3 separate regions of the Homo sapiens genome follow, and all the other regions are linked to region 2. A link is a contact called in ENCODE Hi-C or POLR2A ChIA-PET data. All regions are on one chromosome and are shown on one strand. Each heading gives the region's core, a stretch centred on a gene start or an enhancer-like site at or near the end of the contact. The rest is flanking DNA. Distances are from core to core; before and after follow the strand shown. Region 1 holds the start of METAP1 (methionyl aminopeptidase 1). Region 2 has its middle 140 kb from the start of LINC01218. Region 3 holds the start of SLC9B2 (solute carrier family 9 member B2).

Region 1 (2,847 bases), core at 294-2,793, 2.0 Mb after region 2:
TTTTGCAATCGCTTATCTACAAATATTGTGACGTAAAGATTGTATTTATTTATATCTTTACGTTTTTATGTTTTATGTTGGAAAACACTTTTATTATTTGTATTGTGTTCATATATCTGCCTTCATTCTTATTCATATTTTTATTTATGGCAGAGTTAAATCGTACTAGAATCCTTTAAAAAATAAAGGACTTTACATTATAACAGCATTTCACGTTCCTTGGATAATCTGGGTCTCAGAAGAAGCTTGTGAAACTTACAAAGAAAGCTATAATCATCCCCTCTGTACAGTGTAACACTGGAACTCAGAAAGATTAAGTAACTTTACTAATTCAAGATCGCACAATAACTGGCAAGGGCAGGGCCCCAATCAGGCCTTCTCTTTATTCCGGCTCTCCTCCCCACAGGACGCTACCAATTTAATATTTGAATATTCATGTGCCTCTCTTCACTAAACCTGGACTGTAACTAAGAGCCATACTATTGCCGCCCAGCCCTCATCCTGGGTCTCGAAATGCAGCAGCAACACTAGTACTCTTCAGTAAACAGAAACACGAGCACACGCTTCAGTCTGGACCCCATTCAACGCTGGGTTTGCTCTACTGCACAAAACTTAAAATACACTACAGCATTCACGCCTAACCCTCAATGGAACTGTCCTTTTCACTCTGGGAAATTCAGTCACAGGTGACTCATCCCGTTAGCTTACAGTTTTGTAAATTAATAATTTTATATACCGAAAGAAAAGAATGAATTACACAGACCTCTCCCTTCCCCACCCCCAAAGTTGCTTAAGTGTCAAAGCACGGTAGTAAAGCACAAAGAAGTGGGGCTGGAGCTAGCTAGCGTTCCTCCTCTCTGCGACTCCGACGGTCCTCGGGCCACCCATCTCTCAGAGCCCGGCAGGTAGCTTCAGCCCCCCACCCCGCAGGGACCCGACGGACGGCCCGGCGCCTCCAGCGCCCAGACCCGAGCCCCGCCGGTGCTGCGGATGTGGAGGCTCGCGACGCTCGGGCTGCCCTCCTTCCCGGCGCCGCTACCTGCCTCCGGCAGCCCGCACACCTGGCGGCCCCCGCCCCAGCGCGGGGAACCGGCCCCAGAACGCGGAGGTCTAGCGCGGCCACGCGACCCCGCACAGCCCGCTTCCGCCCCAGCCCACATGGCCGCGGCGGGTGGCGCCCCCGCCCCCGCGTGAGCCCAGCGCGGTTCCCGAGGACCCAGGGACCCCAGGAGGCAGGAGGGGGCGGTGGCGACGCGGGTGGGGGGAGGAGGAAACGCGGCCGGGGGGAAGAGGAGGAGCGCGTCCCGACTCGCCGCAAGGGCGGGAGGAGCCAGCAGGGGAGAAGCGAGGAGGGGTCCCGCAGCGGCGGCATATCCGCGGGGCAGCGGGCGCCTACCTGCGAGCAGAAGTACGAGCCCTGGATGCCCAGCTTGATGCAAGTGGGACACTGGAGCTTGGCCTCACTGCTGCAGCCGTCTGTCTCGCACACCCGCGTCTCCACGGCCGCCATGCTGCCTGCCCGCTGGAAGAGCGCCTCACCGAGGAAGAGGCGGCGGCGGGAGGGAGGAACTGCCGGGCGGAGGGGAGGGGAGAGAGACCGAGTCGGGGGAGGAGCTGGGCCCGCCGCTGGCCTGGGCGCGGGAGGGGGAGGAGCCAGGGCCGGCCGGGACCACGCAGCGCGCCCCGCCCCGGCCCCGCCCCCGCCCCGCGCGCGCAGCTGGTGCCCCGCCCCGCCGGCTTCGCCCCGCCCCCCGCCGGCGGTGCCTGCGTGCCCAAGCCTCCCGGCGGCGCGCACATTGGGGCTGTAAGGGAGCTCGGCAGGGCCCCCCCATTCGGCGCCTTCGGGCGTCGGCCAGCAGAGAACGCGACCTGCCGGCGCCTGACGGTGAGGAGCCGCCCTCTCGCGGCGCACTCTCTGTGCCTACAGTCAGATAAGACAGTCGTCTTCACTGACGAACACCCAGGAGCCCTGATCATCCCCGACACCCGCAGGAGGCTAGAGAGGGCGCTGCGCTCCTCTGCGTTGGATTCCCCCGCCGCTCCTTGGAGAACAGTCCCTTGGGTTAAGTTCTGTTTCTCACTGACATTGTCGGGTCTGAGGCCTAAGGACCACCGCTCATTCACAGAAAGGAGAGCCATAGAGCTGTCAACGGGACGGTGGGCTGGGATTCACATCTGCCCTCCCTCCTGCCAGACTTTTTTTTTCCACACACCACCACCTCCCCTTCAAAACCGATAGTGCTAGTAATAGTAACACAACTGTCAGGTATTCAATACAAATAATTTTTTTGTATAATCCCAGTTGATTGCTTCAGCAGTAAATAGGGGAGAATTGTGCTGATCCTGAAATGTCAGAGTCGAAAGAAGCTGTAAAGGCCTTCCCCTGCGAACCTGTTGCTTCAATCTTTTCAGCTGTATTCCAGGTCGGTTGTGTTGTAACTCATGCTTGAGTGCCTCCTTGTCACTAGGGAAGAGCGAAAAACTAACATTTACTGATCACAAAAGGCTGTGAACTTTGTTATTGTATTTTTTTAACTTCTCCGTACTTAATACACCAGAAAAGCTCATACTACTTTTATTTTTAAGAACTTTGTTTTGGCTAGGAGCGGTGGCTGACGCCTGTAATCAATCCCAGCACTTTGAGAGGCCAGGGCATCCAGGGCACCAAGGCCAGCGGATTCTTTGAGGCCAGGAGTTCGAGACCAGGGTGGAAATATGGCAAAACCCCGTCTCTACAAAAACTAAAACTAAAAACTAAAAAATTAGCCGGGCATGGTGGCAGGCGCCTGTAGTCCCAGCTACTGAGGAGGCTGAGCTGGGAGGATCTGTTGAACCTGAGAAGTCAAG
Region 2 (2,704 bases), core at 203-2,702:
ATCAAAGTTTTAATTGACTATAGAATATTAGCTTAGAACAAAGTTGACTTAAACTTCTCCCCTAAGGCATTTTTGTCATGTTATATTTTCAAATCTTTTTATACCAATTGCTGGAAACATTTAGGCTTCTCAACAACTCCAGGTTGTCTGCAGGACTGTCCTGCAGAGAGTCTTACAAGGTGGCATGTAAGTGTATTCACGATCTGATTCCTGCCAATCTCATCTACCCCAAACTTGACCCTGAGCTTCGGCCATAGTGGACTTCTCACAATGTTCGGAAGACACCAGGCTTCCTCAATTCTCTGGGTCTGTATTCATGCATCTTCTATGTGCAGATTTCAGATGTGTCTTAAATACTGGAATGAGTCATTTCCTCCTCTCTAAGCACACAGTATCCTGTACTACCTCCGTTTTGACACTTAATCCACTGCATGTAATTGTTTATTGTCTGTCTGGCACTGCAGTGAGCATTGTTGCTATCTTTGCATTCTTAGGATGAAACACTGCCTGGCATAGTGTTTCTTGGAAGAAGGGGAGGTAGGGAAGGAGAAATAAAATATTTTTTGGCATGACCTTATGGTGTGGGCACTCCCAGATTCCAAATGGCAAACCATTATTGAAGAGCAGCTGAAACACTTACCCCAGTTCAATGTTACCTGTTCTTTCTCGTAAGAATTTCCTGGTCCCCAAAGGTCTGGAGTGGAGCCTACATTTTAATAAGCATCCACCAAAATTCTTGTGGATCAGACAAGTTTGAGAAACCTAGTCCAATTTATTTCTAAAGCTAACTTAAATTTCAGTTCTATATTTTTATTTCTACAGATTTTCTAGCACAGGCAAATATTTTACTGCTTAACACGGCTGTTACACAAGATTATGTATGATTAATTTAATTTTCATTTATAGTTGTTTAATGGATATGAATTTACACAAAAATGTGGGAATTATTTAAGTATGTAATACAACATTCACAACTGAAAAGGTTATGAGAAGAAAGCGGTGGTTTTGTTGTTGTTGTTGTTGTTTTAGTGTATTAGACTTCACCCAGAAAAAGGAGATAAGTGGTGGTGGAGTATCTGGAGATTCCTGGTGAAGAATCAATGAAAAAAGTTGCCTGTGCCTTGAAGAGAATGGAATGCTTTCATATTGAAAAGATTGCTTATTTCACACCACCCTACCTTACCATAACAACCACACCCATTATCACCATCAGCTTGCCAGAATTTGCTCACAAAATGCCTTTTGAATATATATTCAACACTGTTTACCTTCCGGAAGTTTTACCATGAGTCATTCCTTTGAGTTCAAAACACCTTCTCTAAAAATCTTTTTTTTTTTTTTTTAAGATACAAATCAGAGAAGGAAACCACCAACCTTTGTCAGCTATTAACATCTTAGTAAAATTTAACTCATATGTTTCTGACAGGGCTAGTCACAGACTAATAAAGATAGCTGTGTTTATAGAGAAGGGAAGGCCACAGCTGGAGAATGTGAGAGTGCTTGGGGAGAGGACTACCACCTGATCAACTGGGTGCATTATTGTGTAGCTATTTCTACTAGGCCTGTGGCAGAGAAAGGAGTACAGTGAAATTCAAGACAAAAATCTAGTCTCTCACAATATGCAGTGGCAGTGAAAATAAATCAATGTGTGTGCCACATGTACTCACTTCTGTATAGGGTTCTTGACACCAGTCCTGGCCTACAGTTAGGCCTGGGTTGGAATTTTTATAGCTCTGATACTTATTAGATGTCTGTGTGAACTTGAGAAACTAAGCTTCTTTAAATCTCATTTTCTCCCTGGTGATATGAAGGCAATGACAGTAATTAGTTCATAAGCTTTTCACGGGTTTCAAAAGGGATGATGCAAATAAAGTAGTAGGCATGGTGCCTGGCAGAAAGTAGGCACTCAGTAAACTTCAGTTATTGTTGTATTCAGCAGCATGCAGAGTCAAATGAGTGCTTCAGATATTCCGTAGGTGAAGATTGTGTATGCGTGTGTGAGCACCTGTGAGTGTGGTGGGCGGCTGAGAAGGTAGGTGTAGTCAGAAAAACCTAGGCAAAGCTGACTTGGTTGGAATCTTCCTACCTAGAGGAAAGCTGGAGAGGCTGCAGAGGGGGCAGGCATAGAGGGGGCTCCAGTGTGAGAGGAAAAAGTGAGAGCAGAGGAAAAGATCCAGAAAAATAGTGATATGTTGACCACTTGGTGAAAGCAAAGGAGGGGTGGGGCACAAAAAGTGATGAGAATGAGAAGCTAAGATGGAGCCAAATCAGTGTTTGTATCAGGAGGTATTTCGGCTGCAAGTAACAAAATACCTAACTGGGTTCAAACCACAGAGACATTTACAATTCCCAGACAAGGACATCTGCGACTTCGAGGACCCAAGGTTAGTTTGGTGGCTCAACAGCATCACTAAGGACTGAGGCTGTTTCTATCCTTCTCACACTATTCTTCTATTGGCTTCCGTCCTTGTGGTTGCAAGGATGGTCACAGCTCCTGGCATCACTTCCTCATGCAACACTGTTTCACTACTGGAAAATACTACCAAAGTAGCCTATAAATAAGACGAAACTGAATTCATTGCTTACCACAGTAATGTAACCACTACCTTGACAGAGGCATAGTAAATCTAGATGGGGAGGACAAAAGAATAATACTTATGATATATTTCTTTCTTTTTCTTTTTCTTTTTTTTTTTTTTTTTTT
Region 3 (2,996 bases), core at 390-2,889, 2.1 Mb before region 2:
GTACAGATTTCTTCACCAAACTCCAGGATAACAGAAAAGAGGACATAAAATTTGGACATAGTTTCTGGATAAATAAATGTAAATTTAAATATAAATTATGTAACAGGAAACAAACGAAATTAAAGAAAATAAATTTTTCAAGAAAAGTAAATTTATGGATGTTAATTCTGTAACATTGTCAGGGCAAAGTTTTTTGTTTTTATTTTAATTTAAGGGTTTTATGTTTGTTTTTTACTTGTTGCAACCTCAAATGACCAAATGGTATGATGCACACTGAGATACTCAATAAATGTGCAGTGATTCTTAGCCTTTTTTCCTAGAACTTTAATATTAACATGGAAAATTCTGAAATGGACAACAAAAAGATAACACTTTGTGTATGGGGAAGAATATCATGCAGTTGATGACGGTACATTAAAATTCACACAAAAGGACATTTTGACTAGCATTCAGAAAGAGTCCATTGATTATAAGATTATCTATGAGGTTTTGGACCGGGCACTACACTACCGAATTATGGCTAACTTTGGTTTGTGATCTAGACCAAGTCACCCAATCTATCTTGGATTTTAGTTTTCTGGTTTATGAAATTAAGGAGTTAAGCTAAATGACTTGGGTTTCTTTTCGTGTATCATAATCAAAATGCTGTAACTTCTCTAGTGAATTCATAGAACACTGACTCTTACAAGTATGTCATGAAATACTTTATGCTGTGAGCAGGTATACATGTATAATATATGTATAGCTATGAACAAATAAATTTTAAATAAATGCACAACGAATTCTACAAAATGGGCTCCAACATTAACAAATGATCTGAGTTAGTCTTTCTCACAGCCGACCATAAACTATAAAACATTTTTATAAACACTATCAGCAATAAAAACGAAGTAAAATCTAGCCAAAAAATTCAATGTTCTCCAAAGTCATGTTAATCAAATCAGGTGATATATTAATGAAGTACATATGACTAAAAGGAAAAATATATGTCATTCCTGTGGTAAGAGGAAGCTGAATGTCACTAGAAATTTTTACAAGCTTTAGGAGAGGAAGAGTTCCGTTTAGGAAAATAATCATTTCAGATGATCTGAAGAAGGGTATTGGATGGAACCTATCCAATAGGTTCATCACAAAAGAGGACCTGAGAGACAAGAATGAATGGTTTCTGACTGGTGGAGAAATTTGAGGATAATCTCCCTTGCTTGAAAAGCGGTGATTAAGATTGGCACTTGCTTACAGGAGTGAAAAACAGGTAAGGGGTGCGCGCGTCTTAACACACACAAGAGGAAATACAGAGAAAAGGAAGACACAAACATGAAATGAGAATTAAATGAAATAGAATCACACTGCTGATAGAAGGGTTAAAAATCTAAAATACAACAAGAAGGGCAGGTGTTAAGCGATAAAGGGGGGCAGAACAAGTCTTTTATCCGGCCATTTAATTGGTCACCTTAAGAAAGAATCCTATCTTCCCACCGCAGCTGAGAAGACACTTCTAAGAGGTACAGCTAAAAGGTGGAGGACTGATAGACAACTTAGAGGTTGGTTTCGGGAACGATAAAACAAGTAACGGGCTGCCCGGCCTGCGCCGCGGAGTCCCGAGGAGCCTGCGCTGTGCTCCTCTCGCGGTGTCTCGTCATCTCCGGGAAGACTCGGCGCCTGGGTCCGCGCTCTCTGGGTAAGCTTTCCGGGAAGCTTTCCCGGGAGCTCGCTGGTCCTGGCCCCAGAAGCCTGCGGACCCGCCCAGGGAGGATAAGCAGCTGAAAGACCGCGCGGTGCCGCTCCGAGGCCCCGGGACGTGGGCCCATGGTCGGCCTGGCGCCACCTTTCCGGGGGAAGCCACGCGCACCAGGCATCGCACGCGGCTCTGCACCCGCGCCGCCGGACCTGAAACCCGGCGGAGGGCACACGGGGCTGCCGCTGCGGGCCCCGGACCAACCCATGCTTACTCCGGAGCCTGTACCGGCGCCGACGGGTCGGACCTCCCTGCGCGGTGTCGCCCAGCGGGTTCGTGCGAAAGGCGGGGCCGACTACACGCGGTGCCGCGCCCTGAGACCGTTTATCTGCAGTCAACGCAGCCTCCCGGCTCAGCCTGGGAAGATGCGCGAATCGGGAACCCCAGAGCGCGGTGGCTAGACCGGGCTCCGCCGCCTCCCCCACAGCCCCTTTCCTAATCGTTCAGACGGAGCCTGGTCGACTTCGCCGGAGACTGCCAGGTGAGAGGCCCCAGAGACACTAAGGGTAAAAATAAACCCAGCGCCAGCGGCGGGTACCCTGTAGGCCTGCTGGACCGGAGACGCGAGCGAGGGGCCCAGCCTTTTCTGTTTGTACACCCGGTGACGGGCGCGTGTCTGTTTACTGTTGTAAGGTGTTGGCGTGGGTTTTCTTGCTTGCTTTTATTTTAGTTCTCAGATTAACCAGAGGGGGTGTTGCCTTTGTGGACTGGGTTAGCATCCTCGAGGTGCTAAGAATCATCGTATGCTATTGACTGAAGAATATAACCTTAAGACAGCAGTAGCTGCTGTAAGAGATAAAGTAAAACATCTCAGTAACTAAACATAGTTCAGGCTTATTTCTCGTTCATGTCAAGTCCATTCACGTGTTCAGCTGTTGGCCTTCTACTCAATTATTCAGGAACCCAAACTCCTTTTATATTATGGCTTTGCTATCCCCTAAGACCTTGGAGTCCTTAGTTTCCAGGCAACGGACAGAAAAAGAAAAGCTACTAGAGGATTGCATGAGGATTGTTTCTTATGGGTGAGGACTGGAAATCACATACTATTTATGTCCACATGCCATTGACCAGACTTCAGTCACATGCCACACTGACCTGCAAGGGAGACTGGAAATGTACTATGGACCCAGGCAGAAGAGTAAACGATTTTGGTAAACACATATCAGTCTCTGACCATCCCTTAAAGGGCAGACTGCATCTTAGTCATCTTTGTTACTCTTGTGCCTATCACACCAGAGAAACTTGTTAAGGCTTTGTGAGG

What was found. A loop is a pair of places that touch in the nucleus more often than their neighbours do. ChIA-PET counts read pairs that join two places held with the same protein, here RNA polymerase II (POLR2A). Pooled maps may share reads with other maps.
Region 1: a loop to region 2 is called in a pooled map, with 6 times the contacts of the local background. The contact joins the promoter of METAP1 here to the enhancer-like site in region 2. A Hi-C loop is called at or near these places in 2 of 50 pooled maps. POLR2A ChIA-PET finds 5 or more read pairs at or near these places in 2 of 52 experiments (PC-9 and activated CD4-positive, alpha-beta T cell).
Region 3: a loop to region 2 is called in a pooled map, with 13 times the contacts of the local background. The contact joins the promoter of SLC9B2 here to the enhancer-like site in region 2. A Hi-C loop is called at or near these places in 3 of 37 single-sample maps with no recorded cell type and 6 of 50 pooled maps.

The regions. Positions count from the first base shown.
Region 1 is chr4:98,994,417-98,997,263 of GRCh38, reverse strand. METAP1 (methionyl aminopeptidase 1) reads right to left here and starts at 1,543. Exons shown (of 11, transcript NM_015143.3): 1 at 1,397-1,543. The coding sequence starts at 1,510. RefSeq lists enhancers at 348-1,130, 2,052-2,101 and silencers at 872-1,331, 1,492-1,811.
Region 2 is chr4:101,018,824-101,021,527 of GRCh38, reverse strand. No RefSeq gene overlaps it. Among named protein-coding and RNA genes, the nearest start is that of LINC01218, 140 kb to the right of the region's middle. Within about 2 kb of position 1,452, at least 12 of the 41 ENCODE cell types and tissues checked have a DNase peak (open chromatin) inside an H3K27ac peak, as active enhancers do; they include PC-9, where a contact is called at or near this core.
Region 3 is chr4:103,075,404-103,078,399 of GRCh38, reverse strand. It overlaps SLC9B2 (solute carrier family 9 member B2), which reads left to right and starts at 1,639. Exons shown (of 12, transcript NM_178833.7): 1 at 1,639-2,216. BDH2 (3-hydroxybutyrate dehydrogenase 2) reads left to right here. Exons shown (of 10, transcript NM_020139.4): 10 at 1-808. RefSeq lists an enhancer at 1,640-1,759 and a silencer at 1,870-1,979.